Linked DNA regions of Homo sapiens: region 2 is linked to region 1. A link is a loop called in an ENCODE intact Hi-C map of the cell type or tissue named here. Cell type or tissue: IMR-90. All regions are shown on one strand. Links, peaks and the distances in the headings refer to the core of each region. The heading gives the core; the rest is flanking DNA.

Region 1 (16,082 bases), core at 4,037-12,036:
ACAGCCTCTGCCCTCGTGAGGTTTATGTTAGCTTAGGAGTATGTGAGAGAGACACAGACAGACAGACAGAAAGAGAAAAAGAAAACAATAATTACAGAATAGTGTGATGTATACATAGGAAAGAATCATTTTAATCAGCAAGCAATTTTTTAAAATCTGGATTCTTCATTTCCATTGACCCATCCATTCATCCATCCATCCACTCATTCCCAAACCAGCATTTATTTTATTTATTATTATTTTTTGAGATGGAGTCTCGCTCTGTTGCCCAGGCTGGAGTGCAGTGGTGCAATCTCCGCTCACCACAACCTCTGCCTCCCAGGTTCAAGTGATCCTCCTGCCTCAGCCTCCCTAGTAGCTGGGACTACAGGCACGTGCCACCACGCCCAGCTAATTTTTGTATTTTTAGTAGAGATGGGGTTTCACTATGTTGGCCAGGCTGGTCTTGAACTCCTGACCTGATGATCTGCCTGCCTCGAACTCCTGACCTTGTGATCTGCCCACCTCTGACTCCCAAAGTGCTGGGATTATAGGCGTGAGCCACTGTACCTGGCCCAAACCAGCATTTATTTGGTGTCTCTTTTGTGCAAGACACTATGCCAAATGTTAAGAAATCAGCAAAGAAATCGTCCCTATGCTCGTATGTTCGTGGTCTGGAAGGAGCTACAGACAAGTAGACAGGGAGCAGAATATAGTACGATGAAGGCAGGAAAAGAGTATTTACGGAGCTGAATGGGAATGCAGAAGAGGGGCCCATAAACTATTCTTGGTGAATCAGGCAAGGCTAAATGGAAGAACTGACTTCTAAGCCAAGTTATGAGCAAGCAGAAATTGGTCAGCTAAAATGCAGAGGTATGGAGCATGTACTTCCTCTATCCACAATGATGCATAAATATATGTGCATACTCATAAATCGTGTTCACAAAGTCAGAAAATCCTGAAAAACACATTCTATATGACTATATCATGAAAACACCTGAAATTAATAATTATTATCTAAATTTATTTGTCAATAAAGATATGTTAAACTATTTGCAAAAATATCTTAGTACATATGGATTCTTTTGAAATGGTTGATATTATAAATTGTAAAGGGTTAATATAAAAGTTTGTGTGATTTCTATGTTCTGTCCACTGCATAAAGGATTTGATCTATGCACGGCTATTGCCACTATAGACAACTACCCATCTGACAACACCACTGCACTAGTCACCAATGAATAATTCTTCCTTTCTAAACAATCAAAACAAAGTACTTATAGTAATACATTTAATTTCAAAGATTTTTGACATTCAACCAAAAATGCTTGGTCTTTTTGTTTGTTTGCTTGTTTTTTTAGAGATAGAGTCTTGCTTTGTCACCCAGGCTGGAGTGCAGTGGCACAATCATGGCTCACTGCAACCTCCACCTCCGAGGCTCAAGTGATCCTCCTGCCTCAGCCTCCAGACTAACTGGGACTACAGGCATATGCCAGCACACTCGACTAATTTGTGTGTGTGTGTGTGTGTGTACATATGTGTGTGTGTGTGTGTGTATATACACATATATATACATATATATACATACATACATATATACACACACACACACACACACACACACACACACATATATATATATATGGGTTCTTTTCTGTAGAGATGTAGTTTCGCCATGTTGCTCAGGCTGGTCTTGAACTCCTGGGCTCAAATGATCCATCATCTCAGCCTTCCAAAGTGTTAGATTACAGGCATGAGCCACCGTGTCTGGCCTGAGAACCAACACAAGTGTTTTGGGAATGGGTGAATGGAATGATGGTTGGAAACAGATGGTCCAGATTGAAGAATTTGCTCCATAATTAAAAACAATTCAATCATCTTTATTTATCACACTTCCATTTCTTTATCTTGGACTGCCAAAGAATACATTCAAAATACTCCCCAAAATGTATTCATATTATCAAAGCCTAAAAGTCAGGTGAACCCCAATAAGTTGCCAAGCATAGACACATACTGCCATCCCTGGGTGGGCCTAGGAATTAGTGTGTCTGCAGCCCCTGAATCCAATGTGCCAGGGATAAGCAGCACTCCCTCTAGCTTGGCCACTCCTGTCCTTCCCTAGTCATGGAGGTTACTGATAAAACTAGGCTTCCATATACTTCTCTGTGCTATAGATTGTCTTCTAACATTGTTGGACACCTGATGGCTTGACTTGGGTTGGGTCCTCAGCTCTTGCTACGTACTCAGTTCCTGGCATCCACAGCCCCAGCTAACTCTTGCTGGCCATCTGGATTTCTCTTGAAGCTCTGCCCTCCTGCCTCTCTCCTGCTCTCACCACCAGGTAGGAATGATGTCCCTACCTCACCCCCTTCCCTCCTACTTGGATAGTTGCCAGGACAGGACTGAAGCTCACTAAGCCTTTCGTATACAGCACATTGCTTGACTGCCCCCTACAAAGAGTCCAGACCTCATCACACACACCCAGATCCTGCTTCCTCCTCCTCCCTGCCTGCCCAGGCTGTAGAGGACCCAGTAGGCTCCTGCCCAAGGTCATCTGAATTAGGACAAAATTAAGGACCAGTGCTTTTGGCAAGCAGTGGACATGATTGGATATCTAAAGAAAGAGCCCTAAGTCTTCATCATGTATCAGATTCCACAAAGCATTTGGTTTTTGGGGGGTGAAATAATTTAACACCTTTAAAAGTAAAGAGAACTCACCTTTAGAAATGATTTCAGATGTGGGTCATTTATTATTGTGAAATAAATATGTCTATTGTGGGTGGATTTTTCCATAGGGTAAATCAAAGAAAGAATCACCTAGCTATTACACTAGCCTTTTAGATTTACTGTAGACATCTGTGAAAAATTATGAATTGGCCTTTATTACAAGACTTTGTTTTCAAACCTTTATTTCTGTTCCAATGTAAATGATAATCGAACTTTACTGGAGAAAAGACCCATGATTTTAAATATAGTTTTATGTCAGCTTATAGTTTTACATCAGAGTCCATATAGCTGTTAGAAAGTTATGTGCTACTGACAAAATAACAGTTGGCAAAACATAAGACAAAATCTACAATTTTATTCACAGGATCTAACTAATGTACCATTATTATTACCAATTGATCTCAGTGTGCTATAATTTTGGTAACAATTTCTTTGATATGCTTTTAAAAATATATATATATTTACAAATAAAGGTATAATTTTTAAGAGTCAGTCTAAACAGACTAGATTCTAGAGGGACAGACATATATTGACCTACGACAATCCCTAATTCCGGTGTTTAGGAATGTTTGTTAGCCATTTTTTTCCTCTATAAGATTACAGCTCTCAGAGGATACTAATATTGGCCTATTTGTTTCCTGACCTCTTGAGGTAATTTGAAAACACAGGAGAAATCGAGGACTATCCCTTTTTTTATTTTGCTCCTTCTCAAATCCACAAGTTATCAATTTTTAAATGGAATATTATGTTTCCAAATCTTTGGTGGGGCTTATCCTGATAAATTTTATTTAAACGGTGAACTACACTCCTAACAACCAGCTTTCTTTTTTGTTGCGATGGAGTTTTGCTCTTCCTGCCCAGCTGCCCAGGCTGGAATGCAATGGCGCGATCTGGGCTCACTGCAACCTGCAACCTCCACCTCCCATGTTCAAGTGATTCTCCTGCCCTAGCCTCTCGAGTAGCTGGGATTACAGGGGGATGCCAACACACCCGGCTAATTTTTTGTATTTTTAGTGGAGATGGGGTTTCACTATGTTGGCCAGGCTGGTCTCGAACTCCTGACCTCAGGTGATCCACCCACCTCGGCCTCCCAAAGTGCTGGGATTACAGGTGTGAGCCACCGTGCCTGGCCAATAACCAGCTTTAACTATTGAGTCAATACTGTCTAAATATTTAGAGAAATGGTTAAGCGGCAGGCTCCTGAGTCCATCAAACCTGGAACTGTGTTTAGGCCCAAGCACTCTGTAACTATGTGGGCACATGATTAACTTCTCTAAGCTCCAGTTCTTCATCTATAAAATGGGATGATATTACTCTTCTCATATGAGATTAGAAAATTAAATAAAAATGGTGTGTATCAAATGCCAGTCATAAAATGAAGTGCTTAGTGTTAGCTTTAATCATAATCATCTATTTAGTATAGCTATGAGTGTTTGATTTTGATTTTGTATTAGCACCTCTGACAATGTGGATTTGGTACTTAATAATTAGCGGGAAAGGTAATAATCTCAGTGTCGGTTACAATTCGATTTTTCTTCAAGGTTTTTGTCCTAAGGAGAGAGAGGTCAGAAGCATTCTTAATATGAAGCTAAGTTGGTGCCAGTTTGAAGTAACAGCTCATTTGTGGACTTTTTATTTTTTTTTTTAAATACAATTTGCTTTGATTTGGTTTGGTTCATGCATTTTTAAAAATCTTCCTCGTGGTGTTCGGTCATTAGATTTTTATGCCTAAAGAACTGAATTCAGTTTTAAGTAAAATTCATTTAATATTCCAAGTATGATTCCACGTGGTTATTCATTCACAACATAAAATAGCCACATAATTCAATATATTTGATAGTGTCTGCTCATGGAACTGTGGGGAATTCCGCAGATCTTAGACAAGAATTGCTTAAGTTATAGAAGGCGATATCCATAATGCTAATTATCTCTGACATCATCGATATGGCAAACTATAGTAGAAGAAAACAGAAGTTGAACGTGGGCCTCATTACACGTCTCTGTGGAACTCTTTGGTGGACTCCTGTATTTAAAAGACGGCAGTGATTTAATGTATGCATGGGGGTGTCCACAAAACTGTGTATCTTTTCTTGGGAAGATATATGTGGAAACCATCCTTCACTTTTCAACAATAGAAATTGTTTAAAACCATGTCTCTTCCTCTGCCTTTGCCCCATGGGCTGCTACTGCTACTGCTCAGCTTCGTTCAGTGTAAATCCTTGATTATTCTCAAAGGATCCCATCTTTGTCTAATTTGGAAATACATAATTAGTTTTGTATTCAGAAAAGGTGGAACTAGATATACATGTAGAATACTCCAGTACACTCCAATATAAAATTTTGCCTAACCTGTATGTAATACTTATATCTAATTAGCATTTTAAATGGAAATTTTAATAAATGCTATCAATCAGTGACCAATTTACATAGCATTCATCTGGGGAAATGAGCAGGTCAGAGGATCAGTCTTCTTGAGATTCATCTTGACCCAAACAATGGTTTAAGATCTTAAAACCTTTCATTCTTCCATTAGTGTGCTTATCTTTCTGCATTCGAACGTTCTAGTCCAAGTCCAGATTTGCTAACTTGTGGTTGTCAAAAATCAAGGAGTGCATTTTTGAAGCATAGACAAGCCCCCAGGTCCTAGCACTTTTTTTTTTTTTTTAAGAGACGGAGTCTCCCTATATTGCTCAGGTTGGTCTTGAACTCCTGGGCTCAAGCAGTCTGCCTGCCTCCATCTCCCAAAATGCTGGGATTAGAGACATGAGACATGCCGCCCAGCCTCTTGGCAAATTTTAACCGTGTAATGTTCTGCCAATTTAATTCTTCAAAGATTCCAATTGAACAACATCATCTTCATCCTCTGCCCTAGTTATATGGTGTTTATTTGCAGTTACTTCAGGTGACCCCCCACCCCCCTCAGAAGACACATGCATTGCATTGATTTGTGAAATGATCCTTTTCAAAACATTAAGACTTAAGGAAGATATTTGCTTAAGAGCTTAGAAGTTTTGCAGTGCCCAACAACATACCTATTGTTCTATTTTTTGACCCAATTTACTAAAGAGAAAGAATTTCAAAACCCTGAAATAACTTCAAAATTTATACAGTGTCAAAGGAATGTCTAAATTTTAAATAACCGCCTTGTGTTTAAATAATTTCTATGATATCTTCATAGTGTCCCAATTAAAGGGTGAATATATTGATCATTAACGGAGGAATAGACAGGCTGGTTGTGACGTTGTAATAGAGTGTGTTTGTGAGTCACGATTTTAGAGACCCAGAGTTAGTGATAGAAAAAAAAAAAAACTAAGGTGTGGAGACTGCTTAAACCCTGAGCGGCGTTAGATATTTCCATGTATGAGGATGGATGTCTTAGACGTAATGGAAAATGAGAAAGAAAAGTATCTACAAAGAGGTAGAAGAGCTGTATTCATATTCTTGTAGCATTGGGTATAAAAAGCGACAAAAGTCAAGGTAAAGCTAGTATGTTCAAGAAGATAAGGAAATTACTGTTGTTGTTGAATCATGGGAATGAGGAAAGCATTTTGTCTTTACTGGAGGAAAGACCGTGGGGGAAGAGAGAAATTCTAATTGCAGTCTGCTAATCTTACTGATAAATGAAAAGAGAACACTGATCCTTCCTTTCTTAAAGTATTAATTTTTTGGTTTGGGTCTGTATTTAGAAGGTAGTTAAAATATGGAATGAGAGCTGATAAAGATATGTTGTTGATACTGGTATTGTGATGTAAGGTGCTTCATGTTTTCCTTGTTTCTTTATAAAAATGAGAGGTTTGGAGGGATTGGAAGAAAGCACCGGTGAATCTAAAAATTCACGAACATTCAGTCATTCAATTCTCAGTTTAATGGAGGAAGAGGCTGGAGGGGATGGAATGTTCTGGAAGAAAAATTAAAGGAAGGACGTTGGACTGGAAGCAATGCAAAAATAATGATAATAGTGGATCTGGAGGGGAAAAAACACAATTTTTTATAAAAATTTAAGTGATGCAATGTTGAAGTATGTTTTATTTAAAAGTAAAGCTAGTTAGAACACCACATGAGCTATTCCGGATCAGGGCTGTCCAGCCCTGGTATATCATGGAGAGTGGCTCGGGCCACTTGCACACATGCCTTCAGCCCCTGGTACCGTCTTCTCTCCCCGGGTCGCGACACTGACTCGTCAACGTTAATGGGGGTCCGCGACTGCTGCGGGGACGAGGGCGCAGAGCAGCCCCCGCCACGGGCCGGTCCACGCAGGGGCCGAGAAAGTGGCGGAGAGGCGGTGGCCGAGGCCCAGGGGCGAGCGCGGGCTGAGCTGGTCCCTGCTGCGTTCACGAGCGACACCCACCCCTTCGCTGCGGACGCCCCGCGGGCGCCAGGCTGGGGGCCCTGCGACCGACCCCTCCCGCCCCCGAGGTACCGCCGGGCCCGCCTGGCAGGCAGCGCGTCCCGCGAGCTGGAGGGCCGAGTTTCGCGGGGCCGTGGGGCGTGTGGGTGAAGGCGACACCTCGGATGCGGGACGCATGAATGGTGGCAGAGCAGGGGTCGGGATCCGTTCATGGGTTGGGAGAGAGATGCTTTTGTGAGCACGGGAAAGTAGCGCTGCCGGAGAACAGCTCTGAGGCGGGATCAAAAGCCGCCGGCGAAGCCCCGCCGAGGAACACGGCCGCTGCCCGGGGCGGCTCGCGAGCGTGCGTGTGTGGAGGGGAGGATGCCGCCCCGCGGGGTCTTCGGAGGGTGCCGGGAGCGGGTTCTCAGTGCAGTTCCCCCGTCTTCGCTGGGGGCACGGCTGCTCACAGGCCCCGGCCCGCGTGTGTGGAGCGGGGCGAGGGGGTGAGGCGAGGGGGTGAGGCGGCGGCCGAGCCGGGGCGCTGGGCGCGGGGCTGGCGGGAGGCGGCGGTGGCGGCCCGGCGCGAAGGGGTTAAGCGGCGCACCGCCCCCTCGGCGGCCGGGTGTAAACAGAGGAGCCTCAGCCTATCATGTCTGGCCGCCGCGCGCAGCCCGAGCCCGGAGCCAGGCGCTGTAACACGATACGCTCCAGACCCAGGCAACTTGGCAGCGCTGGGCTCGGTTCCTCACGGCCACAGCGAGGGCGCGCCGCGGCAAGGTGGGTGAGCGGCGGCGGCGGCGGCGGCCTGGGGCGGGCTGGCGGAGCGCGGCTCCCGGTGAGGCTCCCCGCGCGGCAGGGTCGCTCGCTCGCTCCGGGGACCGCGGCGGTGGCGGTGGCGGTGGTGGCGGCGGCGGCGGCGGCGGCTCCGCTCTTCTCCCTTGTGGTGTCGGAATGGGAGGAGGCTCGGCGCGGGTTTGAATCGGTGCGGAGGCAACATTCGCATCTGAGATGAGGTGGCTTTTTAACCCCTGAGGGACCACATTTAAGGATTTCGAAGAGATGGAGGCTGAACTTTCTCGATGACTCTTCGTCACCCGGAGTGGTGCAGGTAGCCGCGGGGAGAATGGAGTCTTTTGTTCCCGGTATTTTTAATTAGATGGATTTTTTTTTTATGAGTAGTGTACTGTCCTAATCCGTGAGGCAAAGCTGCCCTTTTGCCTGCATTCGGTGACTTTTACGAATTCGTTGGGAGCTAGTCTTAGCAGTAGTGATTTTGGATAATTTATGTCTGAAATGTGCAAAAATCGGCATTGAGCTTAAATTAATAAGCCCTTTGGTTCCATTAACTAAAATCCATCATACTAATTGCTTAATGGGGGAAAAGGTACAAAATAAGCTTGCTCATTAAAGAGCAGTCTTTTGCCTGCGAAATACGTAGTGTGATTTTTGTCAGGTTTAATAGAGCAGTCTCTCAGAGAAATTCAACTTTGCAGTTGTGCTTCGATGCAGGCTACTCCTGTGCAAAGATAGTTGGAGATGGTTTGGAAAAACTTGTGCTGTATCTGTTGAAGTAAAAATCATTTGCCATTGATGTGTGTAGTTCAATAAAACAAAGATCTGTGGCAGCTGTGGGAATGAGAAAGTCACATTTCCTCCCTCTCCTGTGCTGGCGTCTCTGTCTCTCTGGAATATCTTATAAATGATATATACAGCTATATGTGCCTGTGTCACAAAGTCATTCTGTCTTCTGAAAGCCTAATATAATCAAATTCAGTGCCTTAAGATGGTGTAGTTGAAGATTTGATCCCCTTCCACTAAAGTGGAAATACTTTCAGTAATTGAAAGCAGATTCACGTCTGGAGTTGTACAAGCCAAGGTTTTCATTTTTAAAATAAACCTTTTGTTCTCTGGTTTTAAATGTTTCAGAGAGCCATCCAAAGACCTCTGTGTGCTAATTGTTAAAGTAGTACTTAAGAAAGGATTGCAAATACCCAGAGAAGGCATTTAAGAAATCAGCTAACTTAACTAAGCCTCCCTCTCAGCCGAATATTTTAGTGCAGCATGTACTGGTCTGTGCCCCACATTGTTTTGTTTTTGTTTTTTTTTTCCAGCGGACTCCCAGGTATTAAAATGCGACTGCAGCGTTCAAAACACTCTAGGCAGAGGCCATCTGCTATAAGAGGTTAAAAAACTTGAGAAATGTTGGTGTTATCCCATTTTATACTGTGATTTACACAATGTGATGATGAATTTGAGATCCGCTATAAAGTATGTTTAATTTAAAGAGGTGGTGATTATACATTAACTGAGAGACTGAAACTCACAAAAATATGAATGCAGGTGGTTCACCTGGTTCCTTTCTCTCATCTTCAGAGACTAAGTGTTAAAAAGCTTTAAAAAATTGGCTGTGAAAGACTGAAATTAGGGTACATTCTAGACAAAGAGGGAGTCACTTGATCTCTTATTAGCTGTGAAGATAGAGAAGAATAGTGCTGTATAAGAGCGTTACCTTCCTTCTTCAGGACATGATATCTAAAATGAGTTGTTTAATTATGAGGAAAAAGTTAAAAGAGTTGTACTTTTAACAATGACAGTTGACATCAGGAAAAGATAGAAAGGCGCATTCCAAATGTTTTTAATGACTAGTTTCTTAACCTGTTGTATTGATCATTAATAAGATGTGAATGGACGTATTTCCAGAGTATGACATGGCAGTTTGATTTCTTAGAAACTGCTCGGTAGCCCTGCATTTTACCTTGTTTTCTTGCCTTCTCAGTAGTTTATCATTGCAGCACATTATAGTAAATATGGCCATAATTCAAATGATATTCTTGTTATTATGTAAAAGCCCTCTTTTATAAAAAAATATTTAAAGTATTCAGCAGATTTTTAATTACCAAATAAAATCATACTAAATTTTGGCTGTTGCGTCACGTTTCTTAGATAGCAGTGGCCTAGTGTGGGGCATAATAGAATTTAATTCTTCTCGAAGATTTAGAAAAAGAAAAGCGACTTCACATGGACTCTTCTACTGATGTCTGAACACTGATTTTCAGTGTAATATCCTTGTCTAAACATTTAAACTAAAGCTTTTTGTGGCTTCTATTTACTGTTAGTTTTTATGTTCCTACATATTTTTACTTGGTTAAAGGGGTGCACAGGATCTTCTGGCATCTGGAATAATACATTCAATTTTTCACGGGACTCCTTTCTTTCATAACGTAGGCAAGTGGCAAAGGAGGCACTGTCTAAATACAGTGATCCTGATAATTAATGCTGTAAAATAGATTAAAATGCTGTATTTCAGGTATTCATTCCCTTAAAAGGGCCACCAGAACAGCGTTGCTAAGCACCCGTCACTACTGCAAGTAACAGAAAATGACCCAAATTAAAGAACCTGTTCTAAGCTGTATTCTTGCATTTTCTAAAGTTCATTTCAAAAGATTTAACAAGACTCATTCAATTAGTGGGGAAAAAAGATCTGTTTTCAGCTCTGATCAGCAATTAAGAGACTGGGCTTTGGAACATCAGTTCTTTATGTTTATAATTTATTTCGTTTGGTAGGCTTTACTTTAAACAATTGTGAATAAAGATTTTTAACAAGCCACCTTTCTAGCAATCCAGATGTAAATGCTAAATACAGGACAATATATTTGTTTTAAATTTTTATTAAAATGAGTTATTTTATAGTAACTTTGCCTCATTTAAAGAAAGTTTAAATTTCACACTAATATGATATATTAATGCTTTATTATGGATTTCTTACTCTGTGAAAATCTATATGTATACATGCACACATACAGACATATGTAGTTTAGATTAAAGGATGGCTGTAATTATTCTATCTTATCATAGATGTGAGTGCTTTAGCACCTAACACTTGAGAAATAGGATGTTCTTCCTTAAGGATATTTGAATGTTGTGGGAAAATGGTACCATGAAGGAGATAGAATGGTTTGGTGAAGAAAGTAAATAAATAAATTATTAGGAGCAGAAGTTTTCTTTTTAGATTTTTTTTTTGGCAGGGGACGGGGGGCGGGGGGGTGTCCAGTAAACTGTACCCTTCTGGGTTAGACCAGAACTTCTAAGTAGTTGTGGCCAAATGGTTAGATCTTTCAGTGGCCTGGTTCTTAGCTAACACAACTGCAGTCACAAATACAAGCTGCGGAACTTCCTGGCAGAGAGAAAGGAATGAAAGGATAAGGGCTATTAGAGGAGTGGGAGAGAGGAGCAGGCGGGTTCCCAAAGGTTCAGATTAGGATCATTAGTGAAATTTTTTGCTGGATCACTTTGATCTAGACAAATCTAAAGCATATAAATATGGATTTTAAGTTATGAATGATAAGTGCTATTTTGGCTATAATCACGTGAAGTGATTCATATCCAGAAACATTGACTGTTTTAAAGCCCAAGTAACACACTTCTTTATTCTAAAGAGATGTTTTGCATTAGAAATTTATTATGCTTAGATTTATCAATTTGGTATGACAGATAGTTCTAGCAATAGATAATGTGCAATAAATAAAAGTTGTATAACTCTTGTTGGAGTTTTGTCTGAGATGAAAAGTTATTCTAATACTCATTTTTGCATAAGGCCTTTTGACCTGAATTGAGTTCTCTTGTTGGGTATTTGGAATACCTTGTCTTCTGATATGTCCGAGTTTGGTTTTCCCTATAAAGAATAACAATGTGTGTACTATAGAGATTATTTTTATATGTGTATATATATATATATATGCATACATATATAGCAGGTTTGAAAGGATGGTATTTTCATATTTAAGAAACCAGTTGTTTTAGGATTGTTGTTTATACATTGATTTTTGTTACAGACCCAGCTCTTCAGTTGAAATCCTATGTATTTAAGTTTTGAAATGTCTACTCTTAATTTTTACTGTTGAAAGTAAAAATTTTACTATTGGCAGTTGTTTTGCAGGTTGAAAACCACTACCTTTTTGGTCTCCCAGAAACAGTTTATGCCACAGATGTTATGTTGGTACGATGGTAAATTCATTTTACAAGGGAGGAATAATAATTGAAAAGTACACGCAAATATTTGTGGGCATGTCACATTTAAATAATAGTTAAATTTGGGAAACGACATACTATAGTATTTAAAAGAAAAACAGAGTTTCTCTCTTAAATGTTATCATTCCCCTCACTTAATATTAAATAGTGTTTGACATAAATGTCTTGGTTTGTACATTGAGGAGGCAGAATATATTACAAAATGTAACAAAATGACTAATATGGGACTAACATAAAAAACACTTTAGTCTTTTGTGGTTATATATATTAACTTAAAATTTGTAAAAAATTAAAACGATGTGTGGAAGTTTCAGTGAGTTGTTTTCATCCTGGTTTGTGCACAGTGCCTTTTTTTCCTTAACCTTAAACTGCAGGGAGAGATGGGGCCTGCTGTCTAGAGACCTGTAAAATGTAATCTGGATCTCTTTTTATGCCTTTTCTTTTAAATAAAACAAAATTACCTTATATAACAAGTTTAACATTGTTAACCTTTTATAATTATCTAACCATTATTTCATTTTACCTCCTGCTTCAAAGTTGTAACCTTTTATAATTATTTAACCATTATTTCATTTTACCTTCTGCTTCAAAGTTGTACATTAGCGGAGTAGACACCTGGCTGAGCTCTTAAAAGTTTATTTGGCTTTCAATTCCTGTGATAGTAGGGGGCAGTACATCTCCTTAATTATCTTTGTTCAGGGAAATGCTGAAAGGCCAGGGTAGTTAAACAAGGCCATTTGGATTTGTGAGGTCGAAGTCAGATGCAAGGAAAGTGGTTAAATGCATTATCATCTTATTGAGCCCATCATCAGTAAAGTGACCTTGATGGAGGTGGAAAAAGCCATTTGGCTATTTTATGACAGCCACCCCTGCTTGTTTTATCATTTACACATTTTTACATATGGCTTTATCATATTCTTTCTTTTCGTTTTCAAATATTATTTCCTCTGATTGTAGATCGTCAGAATGAAGGTGAAAATTAAAATTAGTTTCTTTTTAATGATAGTTAGAGTTTCTTTCATAAGTGTGTTTCATACATCGATTTATATGGAAATACCCCTTCATTAAAAATGAAGGTGATCAGGTTAGCTAACCATTCTGTATTTGCTTTTAAGGGTCTTTTAATGATGATGATTAGTCTTTTTGCAAAGAAGCTGCAATTCTGCTACTTTTCAAACTGTTTTTAAGCTAGTAAGAGGAAAGACTTGCCAACCTCGATTTTAGCAGTGGGAATAATGTTTGTTTTAACAAGTGCCTAAGTATGTTTACTTGAAAGTTATTCAAGTTTTAGTAGTTCTATTGCTGCCGTTCTGGAGTCATCACTTCCATTACGAAATTAAAACAAAGTCATAAGATTTATAGTTTATATTTCTTAACTTTATGGCCAAGATTTTCCTTGTGATGTATTTTATATCAACTCCAATAAAATGGCATTCTTGCTTATATGTTTGAACAAGTATTGTTCAATAAGAGGAAGAGTTTTATTAAACGCAGTACAAGAGCTAACGTTTTTGGAAACTCCAGTTAAAGCAATTAAGTGCTGCATACAAGATTTTTGTTTTCCTAGGCAAAGCTGTGAAACATTACTGATTGGAGTTTAGCGTATGCTTCACTTTATACTGAATTCTCTTTTGTTACAATTAATGGGAGCTGAGTATGAATCTTTTTATCATATGAAAGAAAAAACTGGCCCATTACCAAAATACCTAAAATAATATTTCATACTTTATTGGAGATATCTCCTTATCATCATGCTATGAATTATGTAACACTAAAATCTCAGGGACTCAAGATCATCAAAAATAGTTCGTTCAGGAGAGAGTCACATTTTCTTGATCAGAAAGGACTTATTTGTTTAAGAATCATTTATTTAAAGAACAAATTGGATCAAAAGGTGTTTAAAATGAAGTATAAACTCTCATTCCCCCACTCTGTTCCCACCATCAGGGCCCAAATTCAAGCTCTCTTCAGTTCTCCTTAGACTAAGCTTTCCATTTGGGTTGCCCTGCCTTCTGCCTGTCTTTTCTTTAATCCAGCCTCCACACTGTCGTCACAGTTGTCATTCTGAGTTGTGTTTTATCAGTCCCTTGGTGACCATACCTCACCCTCTACTGCTCCTCCACTCCCACCTTCGCACCAGTATTTTCGCTGGTCGGTGCTGCCTGTGCCCCTTCCTTGCATCTCACAGAGTTTCCAAGAGCTGACTTGCATGGTATTTCTTTTTTTTTTTTTTTTTTTTTTTTTTGAGACCGAGTCTCACTAGGCTGACCAGGCTGGAGTGCAGTGGCATGATCTCGCCTCACTGCAGCCTCCGCCTCCCGGGTTCAAGCGATTCTCCTGCCTCAGCCTCCCGAGTAGCTGGGATTACAGGCGTGCACCAACACACCCAGCTAATTTTGTGTATTTTAGTAGAGACAGGGTCTCACCATGTTGGCCAGGCTGGTCTCGAACTCCTGACCTCAGGTGATCCACCCGCCTCAGCCTCCCAAAGTGCTGGGATGATAGGCATGAGCCACCGCACCCGGCCTTGCACAGCATTTCTTGTGGCTCCTCCTCCTCTCGGGCTTCCTTAGCACCTGATTCTTATTTCTGTGAGCACTTAACACATTATCCTGTAGTCATTTGTTTACATTTCTGTCTCCCCCACTAGGGGGACAGGTTCTTTCAGAAAACCACTTTGTCTCATTCGTCCTTACATACCAGCACTAAGCATGATGCTAAGAAAATAGTTATTCCATAAGTCTCGAATGCTTATTGGATGAGTACACTAAATATAATTTAATTTTGTGGTGATGGAAGGTCATTACAAACATCAGTTATTTTATTGTTCTGTGTGAAAATATAATGGCTTACATAGGAGCTGATAAGGCTGAGTATCCCTGTCTAACTGGCCTGTCCGTGCTGTCAGCTTTCACTTCTTACTACTGCTCTGTCATCAAACAACACAGGTTATTTTGTTGTTGTTATTGTAATGTATGAATGAAATAAGAACAGAAAGGTTCTGAGTAAAGACTCAGAGCTAATTTCATTAACTTCATTAGTTTTGGCTTCTCTGAAGACCTTTTGGCTTAATGCCTCCATTTCTTTGCATTTTCTGTTGGGTGAGATTTTGGGGTAGCTAAGTTCCGATAGGTGTTAGGTGTTTAGGTGAAGCAAAATGTTAATTTCCACAATGAAAAGAAGTTCATTGAAGCCTAACAGTAAGTTTGAGTAAGAAAAAAATGTTAACTTACATGTACAGTTAACTTGAAATGTATATACATTGATAAAGATACTCATGATTATAATTTTTTAAAAACTGGTAAACATCATATCTAATGCAACTCTCTTTGGATGACTAAAGTAGGGAAGAGATAATCTTTAAGATGATAATTTAGAACAAGAATCAGTACACCTTCCGTGATTGTGTTACCAGAAGATTAATAGGTGAGGAATGTTGGAAGGACTGACAAATGTTTTGCCGTCGAGAGATTTACAGGTGAGGAGTACTAGAAGAAGAGGAAAAGAAACTCCGTATTTCTGCTCTCTTGCTCCATCTTCATCTACCTTAAGAACAAAAACAGCTGGGCCCGGCATGGTGGCTCATGCCTGTAATCCCAGCACATTGGGAGGCCGAGGCAAGTGGATCACCTCAGGTCAGGAGTTCAAGACCAGCCTGGCCAACATGGAGAAACCTGGTCTTTACTAAAAATACGAACAAATTAGCCGGGCGTGGTGACATGCGCCTGTAATCCCAGCTACTCGGAAGGCTGAGGCAGGAGAATCTCTTGCACCTGGGAGGCGGAGGTTGCAGTGAGCCGAGATTGTGCCACTGCACTCCAACCTGGGTGACAGAGCAAGACTCTGTCTCTCAAAAAAAAAAAAAAAAGAACAAAAACCCCACAATACTCTAAAAACCAATTTTACTTTTTCCTGAGAAAATGAATAGAATTAGAGACTTTTAGAACTGAAGATAATCTTCAAAATTATGTAATCCAGACTGGACATTTTCTAAGAAGAGAAGCCAAGGCCTAATAAT
Region 2 (16,082 bases), core at 3,922-11,921, 880 kb before region 1:
GTGCATGTAGCCTTATTTTTGGTGAGTAGTTGGATTTTTGTTTCCTGATTACAAAATATGGCAGAAAATTTGAACATATGAAAAGCAAAAGCAAAGAAAGTGTTAAAGATTATTCGTAATTTCACCAGCAGGATAATCAATCAGTAGTAACCTTTCACAAATTTTCTGTACATTATTACTTTATAAATCACTGCTTCACTTAGTAGAACTTTACACTCTATGACACTAGTTTCCTTGTTTTCTTTTGAACAACATGATTTTTACATTCTAGATATGTGCTGTGATTTACTTAGGCATTTTACATATAACTAATTTATGAAACTTAATGTTGGACTTCCTATTATTAATTTATGCTATGGATAACACTGATGTGAGCGTGCATCTTCTGTTATTCTCAGATAAATCCCTTAAAATATTTTCCTAAAAGTAGAATTTCCTGTTCAAAGAGTATGAACAACACTGTTATGCCTTTTGATACATGTTTTCGGATAACCATCTGGGAAGATAACAATTTAACCTCCAACTCGCAGGATGGGAGAATATACACATTCCCCTGGATCCTTGCGAATTGTGGGTGTTTTCTTTTCTTTTTTAATTTTGTCTAATTCATATCAGGTTTTAATTTTGTGACGTTGATCACTTTTATATTTTGCTAGGATGAGGAATGCATTTATCATTTTTACGGATTAAGAGTACTTTATGTTGTGTATTAACAAACATTTGTCTATCATATATTTCAAATATTTTTCCCAGTTTTATGTTACTTAATTAGTTTCTTTGTTTTGATATGCAGATACTTAAATTTATTTGTAGTCAAATATAGAAACCTTATCTATTACGTTTTTTTTTACGTTGTCTTCATGTTTAAAAATTTTTCTTACTTCCAGGTTTTTAGCTTTAAATTTTCATATACATACAGATAGATCAACATTCATTTTAATTTCTTTTAATTTCATCTTTCCCAGTTATCACTTTAATGTACTATATCAGCTAAGGAATAAAATACATTGGTATAAGACAAAACTCCCAAAGCACAGTTGTTCAAAAGTATGCTATAAAAATTAATTCTCTCACACATAATATTCTAGATGTGGGCCAGTTGTCTAAAACAGCAAGCAATTTGGTATATGTAGTCTTCCAGGGACCCATGTATTTTCCATCATGTTGCTTCTCTATTTTAGTTTTTTTTCTTTTGCCCTTATCTTCAGAATCAAAGCTGGCTCACCAGCAAAATAGCCACTTTCCAGCCTGTGATGGCAGGAAAAGGAGAACAGAGAACAAATAGATTCTTCTTAATTTTTTTTTTTTTTTGAGATGGAGTTTCATTCTTGTCACCCAGGCTAGAGCAGTGCCGCGATCTCAGCTCACTGCAACCTCTGCCTCCTGGGTTCAAGTGATTCTCCTGCCTCAGCCTCCCAAGTAGCTGGGATTACAAGTGCCCATCACCATGCCTGGCTAATTTTGGTATTTTTAGTATAGGCGGGGTTTCACCATGTTGGCCAGGCTGGTCTCGAATTTCTGACATCAGGTGATTAGCCCGCCTGGGCCTCCCAAAGTGCTGGGATTACAGGAGTGAGCCACCGTGCCGGGCCCTTCTTAGGGCCACTGGGGAGTTGCGTACGATACTTTTGCTAATGTTCTTTGGACTGGGACTTCATCATATGACCGCAACTAGCTGCAATGGCACCTGGGTGCATTCGTTTGCTAGGGCTGCCTTAACAAAGTACCACACACGGGGAGGGTGGCTTAAACAGCAGAAACTCATTGCCTCACAGTTTTGGGGAGTAGAAGTCTGAGATCAAGGTGTCGTCAGCAGGGCTGGTTCCTTCCAGGGCTGTAAGGAAGAAGCTGTTCCCAGTCCCTCCTCAGCTTCTGGAGTTCTGCTGGCAATCTTCACCATTTCTCGGCTTGTAGAAGCCTCACTCTGATCTCTGGCTTCATCTGTACTAGGTTTTCTCACTATGTGTGTTTCTCTGTGCCCAAGTTTCCCCTTTAAAAAGGGACACCAGGCATTTTGGATTGGGGCCCACCTTAATGACCTTATCTTGACGTAACTAATGATATCTTCAATTATTCTACTTTCAAATAAGTTCATATTCTGAGATATTGCTATTGAACATCAGCAAATAAATGGGGATGAAGAGAGGAGTAATTCAACCTGAAAAACCTTGGAAGATAGTCTTTACCTTAGCAAAAGAAAGGATGTGGGACTTTGGAACTGAAAGCCAACTATCGGTCTCATTTATCTTGAATTTATTTTAATCCTGAATTTGAGATGCAGACATACATTCATTTTTATTCAACTTTTAAAACCAATTTTCCACTGTCATTTAATAACCCCAAATTGTCTCACTATTTAAAATGACATATTTCCTGTGTTCAAAATAAGGCCCATGCTCTTAAACCCCAAGTGAGATATGTGTAGCATGCTGAACCATACTGTAACCATACAATAGCTCATACAATCTAACCATACAGTAGACCAACAGGGTCTATTTACTCCCTGTATTTTCTATCATATTTCATTGATCTTGTCTAACATTCATTGGAATCACATAATATTTGTGTATTATAACTTCAGTGAGAAAATAATTGTAACTTCTCCATAGAGAAAATGAAAATGATGTTTTCTTTTCTTTTCTTTTCTTTTCTTTTTTCTTTTTTTTTTTTTTTTTTGAGATAGAATCTCACTCTGTTGCCCAGGCTGGAGTGCACTGGCAGGATCTCAGCTCACTGCAACCTCTGCCTCCCAGATTCAAGTGATTCTCCTGCCTCAGTCTCCCAAGTAGCTGGGACAAACACCCAGATAATTTTTGTAGTTTTAGTAGAGATGAGGTTCCACCATGTTGTCCAGGCTGAGAAAATGTTTTCTATATTTTAGGATAGGACTGAGTCATTCATTATAGTATTAGCGACACACATATTCAGTGGTTACTAAACACACGACTAACTTATGAAGCGGGCACTGTTTTTTGCCTATTTAAGGAATGAGGATAATGAGGCACAGAGAGCTTGAGTGACTTGCCCAGAGTTGCAGAACTATTAAACAAGGGGCAGAGCATGGATTGAAATCCAGGTGCATCCAACTCAGGACCTAAGCTCTTAAACGCCATGGAATAAGCCCCATGTCCAGTGCACTCAACTCTAAAATGACACCAACTGTACCTATGTACAAGCTCGCCATTAAACAGTGTGTATGGAACTTACAACCCAGTGTCTTACATGAAAAGGGGTCTTCGTCAAAACATCCTCCTTCCTCCTCCCCCATCTGTCTCAGTGGACAGAGCAATTCTCTGCCGTGAAAGTGTAGAATGTTACTGAAAGAGTTCATAGTTAAACCCAGTCAATCACTATCTCTGACCTCCCATAATTTGCAAAATATTTTTGTATCCTTAACGAAGTCATCCATTTACATAAGCCGCAGTATCCTGCTGTGTGAGTCACTGGCATTAGGCAGTTTCACCTTTAAAGTATTAATGAATCTCCACTTTTTTTCTCTGTGATATCTCAGTGGGCAGCTTTGTGGCTTTCTGATCAAACTGTTCTCTCATTGAAGGAGCCAGCATGGAATTCATCAATATGTGTCTGGTCGAATGTGAGATCCTTTTATCCGAGGACCTCCAAATCCCCAGATATTACCGCAATTGTATATATCAAGTTAATATTTCAGTTTGCTTATTTATTTGTGAATATGTCACTTTGTAACAAGATAATTTACAGCCCGTTTAAACTGTTCTCAACTGCAGCTTTCTGACATAGTTGATTTTTGTTACAGTCAAATAATTCCCTGAGTTAAAGACTGCTCTTTCTCCCTCAAACTGTCCCATGACCTTCATCAGAGGGCAAACTGCAGGATAGGAGAGTACAGGCAACGAGGACTAATACTCTTCTCTCCATTAGACCAGAACACTGCATAATTTCAACCTACCATTAATGATCAAAGTTACATGGACGTATTTAAACTCAGGTATTATGAAGAAACATACTTAGAGAATAAATTTTACTGGATGGTTACAATATTGCCAGATACTATGCTTAGTCTTAGAGATACATCAATCAGCAAAACAATTCTTGCCAAAAAAGTAAATCTTAGAAGGTGGGAAACGGGTACATAAAGTGATTAGTGTATAAGAAGTGCAATGGCGAAGTATGTGCAGAATATTACAGGGATGCGGACGAGGGCACGCAGCAAAGTCAAAAGCTGAAGGGTGAGTATCAGGGTGGCTCCCTGTAGAGAGAAACAGCTGAGCTAAATCTTAAAGAATGCATGTACTAGGTGTACACTTTATATATAATATCTTATTGAAGGTATTATCATGTTTGTGATTTTATTTCTATGTTAGCTAGAATGATTTCATGCTAGAGAATTATATTAGAAAAGTAGATTGCAATTAATCAATTTATTTTCTTACAAAAATCCATGATGTTAGTGCATATTAATACAAGGGAAAATCCTATGATTTATGGAAAGGAAGAATTACTGAAACCATTAATAAAGTTTAGACAGGTCCAGAATGATAAAGTGCGGAAGTAATCACAAAATGTTTGTTGAATTAGTTAATTTAAAGTGAGACAGAAATTAATCACATACACATTGTTCTAAGTTGGAAAAAAAGGAGATAGAAACCACATACTACTACATGCAGAATACAGCAGAGTCCAACTATTTCCACAAAAACCTAGTTTCCCCCAAAGAGGTTTATAGATGTTTGGCGAAGAAAAAAAAATGTTTTGTATTAAAATAATTTGGGGAAATATAAGCTTAAATAAAATTAGAAAGAGCTGCTTCTTTTGCAAGATTTTTTAGAACTTTTAGTATACTAAGCAATATCTCCCTGAAATTGTTGATCAGGAAATTGTTGCTTTCTCCAGAACACTTACTAATATGCAATCAAACTAGTGTTTCAGAAAAACTGTTTGAGAGATACTGACATGAGAATTTCAGGAGAAATTTTGGGAAAGGGAACTAGACCTTTGCCAATGAACTCAATGTCTTCTAAATACATGTTTGGAAAAATAAAAATCTTTATTACTAAGCTGAATCTCAATCTTGGGCTTCTATTCTGCTTGATTGAAGAGCTCTCTCTGTAATCAATGACAGGTAAGCTTGATTTCAGGATATAATACCATCAGTTTGAGATTTTCCTCTTTCCCACCCTTCTCAGAGGGGCATCAAAGTGCTGGTGAGCTTCTGCAGGATCTCGTAGCATTGGGATAGCACATATGGTTCTCATCTGGTAACTGTCCATGCAGCGACCAGCTGTGGTTTACACAGGCCCGTCTGGTTTTCAGCTGTTGTTATTCTTCTCTGAGATGTCTGCCTCTGCATCTGGCTCTCCAGCCGTGTGTTCACACTACATCCACCACAATGTCACCTCCTTTTGATTAAGTGACTACTTCAGGTCAGCCAACTCTCTCTTAGCTAATTTCTGTGCTTTACTCAAACTGTGGAAGAATTAGGCTGCTTCGCCACATCACTCTATGTCCATGAGAAGCTCGGCGAAGCTGCCTAAGACCAGCCCTGCCTCTAATAGTGCTTGGATGCCAACAGGTACCAGGAATTGTCTGTGAAGATGCCATCTTCCGAGACTCCAAATAGGGTTCTGGCCTCCCAGAGCTTACCTGGGCATGAAGTCATTCCACCCTCTTAAAGAAAAGCTAGGTGGTAGTGGGGTTGGAATATGAGGGATTCGTGCAAATGATCCCGCTTTAGACACCATACTCTGATCAATAAGAGTAGAAATATACTCAGTGAATTTTAATAGGTATTATCAAAGCCTGTGGGCAAAGTGGAGCATACCTAAAAGCCTATCTCTTCATCATCACCTTTAAGGATCACCCCATCACCTTCAGGAACCTTTCATTATAACTCCTTTTAAGTTCTGCGCCCTTAGTAAATTCTAAAGATTTAATTTATAATTCGTAAAATGACTTTTCCAAAAATATTTGCATATATTCTGTTCGTGTCTCTTGCAAATGTAGAAACTTTATCTTGACTTAGATACTTTTAGCAAAAATGTGAAGCCTAATTAGCACTATAACACTAACATAAATTATTAACTCTAACATAAATTATTTAATTACCACATCAGGCAGACACCTTCAAATGGATAACCTTGTAACTAAGCAATACTAACTTTCCTCATAGACAGTTTCTACCAAAACACCAAAAGTGATTTTAAAAAAGAAAATTCTGACCTTAGGGCTAAATAAACATGTTGAGGTGACTTCCTTTGTTTCTCAAACTGTATCTCTTTATTTAAGATTAAGAATAAAGCAGAAAAATCACAGTATGTGTATCTTCATGAACTAGAAGTTGATAACAAGTTCTTTTTTACTCTTTTATAGAGTAAAAGGAAACTGATATGTTGTGTATGTGTGTGACACATGAGGTCTTTCTACATATAATATTGGATTTAGATAAATACTATTACTGCTTACCGTACAGTTAAGGAGACTGAGGATCTGAAAGGCGAAATAATTAGTCCAGGGTTATAAAACTATGAAGTTGTGGAGCTCATATCTTCATCTTCTGTTGACAAAGCCCATAGCACCTTTGGCCAACTTACTTGTCAGAGACGTGCTTTCTAAGAGATGAAAACAGAAAAAAAAATCATATATTACATCAGAAAATAGGAAATGCATTGTGTTTCTTAAAATACGAGTTAAGGAATGATCAAGCATCTAGCAGTTTTTCTCATCCTTTTTTACAGTTGACAGGTTTAGAGCCTGTTTTCTCCATAGGAAGGGTTGTGGGTAGTCACTCATGCCAACTAATACTTTTTTTTTTTTTTTTTTTTGACAGAGTTTGTCTTTTCTTGCCCAGGCTGGAGTGCAGTGGTGTAGTCTCAGCTCACTGCAACCTCTGCCTCCTGGGTTCAAGTGATTCTCCTGCCTCAGCCTCCCGAGTAGCTGAGATTACAGGCGCCCGCCACCACACCCAGATAATTGTTTTGTTTTGTTTTGTTTTTGTTTTACTATGTATTTTTAGTAGAGACAGGGTCTCACCATGTTAGCCAGGCTGGTCTGGAATTCCTGACCTCAGATGATCCACCCCTCATCCTCCCAAAGTGCTGGGATTACAGGCGTGAGCCACTACACCTGGCCGCCAACTATGTCTTTTACTGCTACCATCTTGGGGTCCACGTATCCTCATGCTTCCTCTTGCCATTGCAGACCCTGTGTGACCCACCCCAACCCCAAGCAAACTCCTCAGGGAAATCTGGTACCTAGGACCTTTATTCCCCCTGGAACTGTCTTGTGCTGACCTATTTCTTTCTCAGGCAATAGAGTCCTCGCAGAAAATCTGATACTTTATTCAGCACTTTGGAGTAGCTGGCTTAATAGACTGTCCCACACCAACAAACAGATCCCACTTCCCTAATCCTTTCCAAGCTCCCACAGATCTTGCCACTCCCAAGAGCAGGCTCGTCACTCCTGTGACACAAAGGGCACACATAGGTCATGCCAAGGCACCTATAAAGTTGTAATCCTTTGGAGGATTAGAGGAATGAGAGACTTCCACTCCCCAAGGGTAGGGATTATTGTCTGTTCTGTTACGTGTGTATCCCAAAAGCCTAGAACAGTACCTGGAACAGAGTTGGCACTTAAAAACTTAATATTTATTGAATGCAGAGTAATAGCAAGGAGAAAAGTAATAAAAGGTTTTTGCCAGTGCAGTGGCTCATGCCTATAATCCCAGCACTTTGGGAGGCCTAGGTGGGACCATCACTTGAGCCCAGGAGTTCAAGACCAGCCTGGACCACATAGTGAGGCCCCCGTCTCTAAAATAAAAAACAGCAACAACAAATGTGAGGTCTCCCTGCTGCCCTGCTCTTTCTTATTGTGTCTGGTCCTCCGAGGTGAGAACATGGTGTGCCTATAGTTCACCACGTCCTTGTTTAAGCTTCTCGTTGATTTCAAGTGGACTATTTGACCACGATAAGCCTGGAAATTAAAATCTGACTTATTTATATTCTAAATCCTGTTACTATTATACTGCAAGTTGTTGAAAGTGTTGTGCCTTTGTGTGTACATTTTTATTTCCATAAGTGGATAGAATAGAATGTAAGGATTGTAGAATCTCTGTCATGGTAAGGTTCAGCCCATTTTCTAACTCATTTTCCAGCCTGGGGTTGTTTCCCCTTTTTGCACTGGATTTCTGTCTTGCATGCTAGAATTTACCTGGGTTCTCACTGATGAATACACAACCAGTTAAGAATCTGAAAGGTGTACTAACCCTGTAAAAGTTGTATAGGCCCTAAGGTGTAGGCCTTTTGACATTTTCTGTGGTGTGTGATTTAGCCAGCCAATGAAATAATTTCTGGTCTCAGGATAGTTTTTCATCCTGCCACTAGATGTCAGGAACAATAAGAGTCAGCTTGTATCTATGTTACAGAAAAGAACCAGGCTCCAGAACTGTTTTCGTATCTTTCTCAGGACTGACATTTGTGTATTTGATAAATACTTACTGAGTACCTACTATGTGTCAGCCACAGTTTTAGACATTCAGGAAGAATCAGGACACAAAACAGACAGTAACGGACCTAACTAAGAAAAAGAGACTTTGTAGAGTTAGGAGGTGTGTGCAGGTAAAAGAGAGTTCAAGACCAGCCTGGGCAACCTAACAAGACACCATCCCTACAAATGTTTCTTTTTTTTTTTTTTTTTTTTTGAGACGGAGTCTCGCTCTGTCGCCCAGGTCGGACTGCGGACTGCAGTGGCACAATCTCGGCTCACTGCAAGCTCCGCCTCCCGGGTTCACGCCATTCTCCTGCCTCAGCCTCCCGAGTAGCTGGGACTACAGGCGCCCGCCACCGCGCCCGGCTAATTTTTTGTATTTTTAGTAGAGACGGGGTTTCACCTTGTTAGCCAGGATGGTCTCGATCTCCTGACCTCATGATCCACCCGCCTCGGCCTCCCAAAGTGCTGGGATTACAGGCGTGACCTACAAATGTTTCTTAAAAAACGTATCCAGGCGTGGTGGTGCATGCTTGTCGTTCCAGCTGCTCAGGAGGCTGAGTTGGGAGGATCACTTGAGTTTTAGAGGTCAAGGCTGCAATGAACCATGATCACACCATTGCACTACATCCTGGGTGACAGAGAAAGACCCTGTCTCAGCGACAAAGAAAAGAAACAAAATGAACGAAGGAAAGAAAGAAAGAAAAGAGAGAGAGAAAAAAAAGAAAGGAAAAGAGAGAAAAAGAAAGAAAAAGAGAGGAAGGAAGAAAGAGAAAGAAAGAAAGGAAAGAAAGAGAGAGAGAGAAAGAAGGAAAGCAAGCAAGCAAGCAAGCAAGCAAGCAAGCTTCTGGTAGGCAGCGGAGTAGGTAAAGGCAGAGAAGCTTCCTAAGGGGAATGCCAACAGGATTGGTGTGAGTTGGGGTCCTCTCTGAGGCACACAAGACACAATTCGATCTGCAAGACATTTACTGGAGGCAACACCTGTGAAGGGAAAAGGGGATGGAGCGAGAGAAGGTGGTGAAAGCGCTCAAGCCTCCGTGAAGTTCTGACCCTGTGAAATGGGGGAAGGCAGGAGCACTGGCAGTGGGGAAGAAGTGTCTTACTGTTCAGTGTAGATCTGACGTCCAGGCTGATGGGAGACACTGAGCCAACGTGGCCAGCTGAGGTATCTGTCTTTTAGGAATGGACCTACATTTGTCCTCTGCTGTGCCATCGGGAGTGTTCTGTGGATTTATGGTCCCCCTGGGAAGGAGACAGTGGATTGAGAAAGGAAGTAGCCGGTGCTGTTCCTCAATTGTGTTCGCCACTGTGGGATATCTGAGTAGTGCATTTCTTAGTGTCTTCGGAATTCGAGGAAGCTGGAGGCGGGAAAGTAGAAAGGAAAGGGACAGAAGAGCAACTACATCCGTTTCCTAGATAAACTATTGCTGGGTCCGTGAACAGTAACAGTGGCCATTCATAAAATGCTATTGATTGTTTTAATTATTTTATTTTATCTTATATATATTTTTAAAGACAGGGTCTCACTCTGTTGCCCAGGCTGGAGTGTAGTGATGCGATCATAGTTCACTATAACCTTGAACTCCTGTGCTCAAATGATTCTCCCTCTTCAGTCTCCTGAGTAGCTGGGACTACAGGTAGTTGCCACCACAGCCAGGTAATTTAGAAAAAACTTTTTAGAAACTAGGTCTCTCCATATTGCCCAGGCTGGTCTTGAATTCCTGGGCTGAAGAGATACTCCTGCCTCAGCCTTCCAAAGCACTGGGATTACAGGTGTGAGCCACCGTGCCTGGCCCTGTTTTAATTATTTTATTTACAACATTTTTTGTTATTGATCATGAGTAAATACAATTAGATATGAATTCTATATTTTTGAATAATAATTAAAACAATAAAATCAGGCAAATCAGCTGTTCCCTCTAACACCAAGCTCTGTTTTTATTAGGCATAACTTACAAAGTGTTTTGTTCCATCCTTTATAGTGTATGAAACTTTTACTAGATTTATAACAGCACAGATTGCAGTTTCTTGGTATATCTATTAATGTCATCTTCTTTTTCCTTTTAGAGGAAAAAAGAAGGAAAAAGAGAATATATGTATATATTTCACCAATATGATTATAGGAATCTTTATAGTGTATATTGGCTCAAATAAGAAGCAGGCATTTTTATCGCTGTAGCATAGTTCATCTTATATTTTATCCTTAGAGATGCTGCAAAAAATTTCAAACGATAGATTAACCACTGTTCTGATAAAATATGAAATTAAACAAGTTTATAAGCATTTTTCTACTTAGAAACTTCTATCAGTTTTAGAGATTTGGTTTAGCAGTTCCCAAAGTTCGGAATGCTTGAGTAAAACTTTCCTAAAAACAAAAGTACTGAACAAATGGGCTGAGAATCTCATGAGAAGAAACCTGTCAAGATTCTCAGTCCTTCCTACAGGGGCTCAGGGAGAAAATCCCAAAGGTAGGATTTTTATTGTTAAGGCATTGACACATTTTCTTCTTTTGAGAAACATATGAAAAATAAGAAGATATATAAAACATAATAAACTAAAGTAGGTCTATATTCAGTTAGAAAAAGAAAAAAATAGTGTCAAATGTTTAAGTTTCCATGTGACTGCCTTACAACTGTGGTAGAAGCAATATGCTCCTTAAATAGTTTTTCTTTCTTTGATTTGAACTTGCTACTTTCTTACAGTTTCACACTTTTTTTTGTCAATGAGTACATTCCTTATTGTTTTACTTTATATTTTTATTTTGATGGAACAAAGTATGTGTATATATTTATGGGGTACATGAAATACTCGCTACAGGCATACAATGCATAATAATGACATCATGGTAAATGAAGCATCCATCAGCTCAAGCATTTGTCATTTCTTTGTGTTACACACATTCCAGTTATACTCTTTTAGTTATTTTTAAATATATAATAAATTATTGTTGACTGTAATCACTTTGCTGTGCTATCAAATGCTAGACCTTATCCATTCTATCTAACTATATTTTTGTGCCCATTAATCATCCCCAGTCACCCCACCCTTCACTACCCTTCCTAGCCCCTGGTAACCATCCTTCTACTCTCTATCCCCATGAGTTCAATGGTTTTAACTTTTAGCTCCCACAAATGAATGAGAACATGTGAAGTTTGTCTTCCTATGCCTAGCTTATTTCACTTAACATAATGACCCTCTGATTCCATCCATGTTGTTGCAGATGACAGGTTTCATTCTTTCTTATGACTGAATAGTATTCCATTGTGTGTAAGTACCACGTTTTTTTATCCATTCATCTGTTGATGGGCACTTAGGTCTCTTCCAAATCTTGGCTATTGTGAATAGCGCTGCAGTAAATACAGGAGGGCACATATCTCTTGATCTACTGATTTCCTTTCCTCTGAGTATGTACCTAGCACTGGGATTGCTGGATCATATGGTAGTTCTATTTTTAGTTTTTTGAGGAACCTCCATACTATTCTCCATAGTAGCTCTACTAATTTACATTCCCACCAAGAGTGTACACAGATTCCCTTTTTTCCACATCCTGGCCAGCACTGCCTGTCTTTCTTAAATTTTTTTTTTAAAGAAATATGAATCTTGATGTTAATGTATAAAGCCACATGACTAATGATTACTGTTTCATTCAAGAAGAGGATAATTATGTGGTAATAATGATATAAACTGTAAATCCTTGCTAAAAAGATATGAATTAGTGAAAGCATGAAATATAGAAAACGAATATTTAAGGAACTAGAACAAGGCTAATATAGTGTCACCTGGCAGAGATTTCTCTGTCTGTCTGTCTCTCTCTCGTCTTAATGCACAAATAATTTGCTGCCAAAATTTGAACCCAAACAATAACAAACTCAGGTTATATTAGAAAATCAATACTTTAATTTTTAATACATGTTTAGTGATTAAAATATTTTATTCTTTTAAAACAAAAACAGATAAGCATTAAAATTATACTCCTATTCACACCCTCTATGTGCTGAGCAAACCCCCTTGCTGGTACAAGTATATTCTTCAGAACAAACCTGTCCCAAATATCTCAAAGGACAAATTCATGGGATTCAGAGAAATGTACTTTCACAGGCAGCAAAAAAAATCCTTAAGATATCATACAGGCATAGTTTGCACACTGAGAAACTTAGAGATGTATTCATAAATCTTACAGAAATTGAGGACTCAGAAAAAAGTCCATTAATAAAATTGAAACTCCCCGAAGATTTAATATTGTGAAATACACAGTGAGCAGTTCCACAGCTAACTCTGATAACTGCTTTTATGTTTCTGTTCAGTTGAGGAAAAATCCTTTCAGGAGTTCCTACCTAGTCACTTCACTTGAGGTCTTGGCTATCAAGGAAGAAAAACAATCTCTTCACCTTCATATAAATGTCTTCCGGCCGGGCGCGGTGGCTCACGCCTGTAATCCCAGCACTTTGGGAGGCCGAGGCGGGTGGATCATGAGGTCAGGAGATCGAGACCATCCTGGCTAACAAGGTGAAACCCCGTCTCTACTAAAAATACAAAAAATTAGCCGGGCGCGGTGGCGGGCGCCTGTAGTCCCAGCTACTCGGGAGGCTGAGGCAGGAGAATGGCGTGAACCCGGGAGGCGGAGCTTGCAGTGAGCCGAGATCGTGCCACTGCAGTCCGCAGTCCGGCCTGGGCGACAGAGCGAGACTCCGTCTCAAAAAAAAAAAAAAAATGTCTTCCAGTTTATCAGGATATGATCATTGATTCAGAAGTAAGTGAGTTCAACAAAGGTCATAGGAGACAAACTTCCCATGAAAAGATGAGAGAACAAGTTATTAGACCACCATGGAAATAAAATTAATTACTTCCTTTTGTTAAAGGTAGAATTATATGTTTTTAAATATAGATCATTATATAGAAGCCGTAGGAACTTAGAACTGGAGAGGGCTAACTTAGGAATGATTTAGGTTGAGATCTTCATTTTACAAAAGTGAAAATGTACTAAAGAAGGTACATCATGGGACTAAAGATCTAGTTGCAACAGAATTGAGAGATTAGGTCAATAATTATGGAGATGCCAATATATTATTGTTAGGGTTTCTAAAGAAGTCTACATCAAGTTCTGTTTTTCAGTCATTTAAAATGCTATTATTTTTGCATCGAATGGAATTTTGTTGGCACTTTTTATTATAAAAGTAATTCATGCAAGTAATTTTTTTAGTGTTATAATGTAAGAACATATAAAACATAAAGTAAAATTCTTGACCGCTACCAGTCCCCCATTCATTCCCCTAATTCCACTCTCCACAGTCCATCAGGAGTTTAAGTTTTTTGTTATCCTTGTAGCTATTGATATAATATTTCATTATATATTTGTTTTTCTTCTTAATTTAGGAAATTTAGAAGCTCTACATCTCCACTAAAAACTTTCAAGAATTTAGTTTATTAATTACACTTTCTGATGTATCAATTATTTTCTTGTTTTTTCTATTTATATTGTAGTTAATTATTCCATGGTATACCAATAGGTTGATCTAAAATGCAATAAACAGATTTTACAATTCGATGGTAATGTCATTTTTTGGGTTCTAAAACTAAATAGAATTGGACCCATCAAAAAATAAAGTGTAATCCCAAGTCTTTCAAATGGTACCACTGAAAAAAAGACATTAGCAAGCAACCCAGTAAACTATCTCTTCTATTATTTTCTTTCTAGCATCTTCTGGATCCTTCTCAACTATGCTTTTTCTTGCAAACCATATTGCCTCTTTTCTTGGAATTATGTATTATTTTAATTGGTGAATTTGAAGAGCAAATTTTTTTCATATAGGTTGAGTGGTATGGAAGCTTTCTGAATCAGTGCTCTTACACTTAATTTGATGGCTGAGCTATATACGACATTTGGGGTTCAACTCCTTTTTCTTTAGAATTTCAAAGTATGGCTTTGTTTCCTGACTTCCGCTGCTCCATTTCAGCAGCCTGCTGTCAGACTGCAGAGAGACTGATGATCTGCTTATCTTCTCCATGGACACAGATAGACTGCATTTCCCAGCCTTCCTTGCAGTTAGACATGGCCAGGAATCAATAGCAAGAGTGATAGCTTCCATTTAGGGGACACATTTTGTTTTGCTTTGTTAGGTTTTTTGTATAAATTCAAGAGGGTACAAGTGTAACTTTGTTGCATGGATATATTGCACAGTGGTGAAGCCAGAGCTTTCAGTGTATTCATCATCTGAATAATGGACATTGTCTCCACTATGTAATTTCTGATCATCCGCCCCTCCTACCCCTACCCTTCCTAGTCTCCACTGTCCATCATTCCACATGCTACGGCCATATGTACACATTAATGAGCTCCCACTTAGAAGTGAGAATATGCAGTCTGTCTATTTCTGAGTTGTTCCACTTAAAATAATGGCCTCCAGTTCCGTCCATGTTGCTGCAAAAGATATGATTTCATTCTTTTTTATAGCTGAATAGTATTCCATTGTGTATATATACACATTCTCTTCATCCAGTCATCCACTGATGAGCACTTAGGTTGATTCCATTTCTTTGCTGTCCTGAACTGTGCAGATGTCTTTTTGCTCTAATGATTTCTTTACGTTTGAGTAGATACCCAGTAGTGGGATTGCTGGATCATGTGGTTCTATTTCTAGTCCCTTGGGAAACCTCCACGCTGTGCTCCATAGAGGCTGTACTAATTTACATTCCACCAGCAGTGTGGAAGGAAGGACGCAGAGAAAAGGGCTAAGGCTTCTATGAGGCAACTATGGTCCCCCCACACATTCTTTCCACAGACAGCAGAACCACAGGAAGGAAGGACCTGGGTGTTGAATGCGTATGTAAGGGAAAGTCACCCACAGAAAACTGTTTTAAACTATTAAGCGCCTGAGGAAGAAACATCTAATTATAAGTCTTACCTATATCTCTTATAGCAGCTACCACTCTTTTCCTTTCCGGATTTTTCTTTTTCTTTTCTTTCTTTTCTTTTTTTTTTTTTTTTTTTGAGACGGAGTTCCACTCTTATTGCCCAGGCTGGAGTGCAATGGCACGACCTCGGCTCACCGCAACCTCTGCCTCCCGGGTTCAAGCGATTCTCCTGCCTCAGCCTCCCAAGTAGCTGGGATTACAGGCATGTGCCACCACACCCGGCTAATATTATATATATTATATATATAATATATATATAATATATGTAATATGCAATATATATTTTATTATATAATAATAAATTATATATTATATATAAATAATATATAATATATAATATATATTTTATTATTATATAATAATAAATTATGTGTAATAATATAATATATAATTAATATATATATAAATAATATATATTATATTATATTATATATTATATATATTATATATATATATTTTTTTTTTAAGTAGAGATGGGGTTTCTCCATGTTGGTCAGGCTGGTCTCAAACTCCTGACCTCAGGTGATCCACCCTTCTCGGCCTCCCAAAGTGCCGGGATTACAGGCGTGAGCCACCGCACCCGGCCCCTCTCTGGATTTTTCTTAAGGATTTTCTCTTTGTCCTTGGAGTTCTGAAATTCCACTAAGAAGTCTAGGTTTGAGAATTTTTCATGCATTCTGATCAGAACCTTTCATGGATTCTGATCAGTT

What was found. Peaks named below come from ENCODE experiments on the same cell type or tissue, not always from the same donor. Only the 100,000 strongest peaks of a DNase experiment are listed, where the experiment ranks them.
Region 2: a loop joins it to region 1, with 3 times the contacts of the local background. A loop is called at or near these places in 4 of 110 quality-filtered maps.

What each region holds. Positions count from the first base shown.
Region 1 is chr4:182,441,271-182,457,352 of GRCh38, forward strand. The region is part of intron 3 of TENM3 (teneurin transmembrane protein 3); the gene reads left to right. Among named protein-coding and RNA genes, the nearest start is that of TENM3, 210 kb to the left of the region's middle. RefSeq lists a silencer at 7,701-7,750. In IMR-90, for the core only: no CTCF peak of the experiment used is centred there; a DNase peak (open chromatin) is centred at 7,721; H3K4me3 peaks cover 2,511 bases; H3K27ac peaks cover 904 bases.
Region 2 is chr4:181,561,383-181,577,464 of GRCh38, forward strand. It overlaps a transcript of TENM3 not described here. Among named protein-coding and RNA genes, the nearest start is that of TENM3-AS2, 260 kb to the right of the region's middle. In IMR-90, for the core only: a CTCF peak has its summit at 8,358 (motif pointing right); DNase peaks (open chromatin) are centred at 5,279 and 8,369.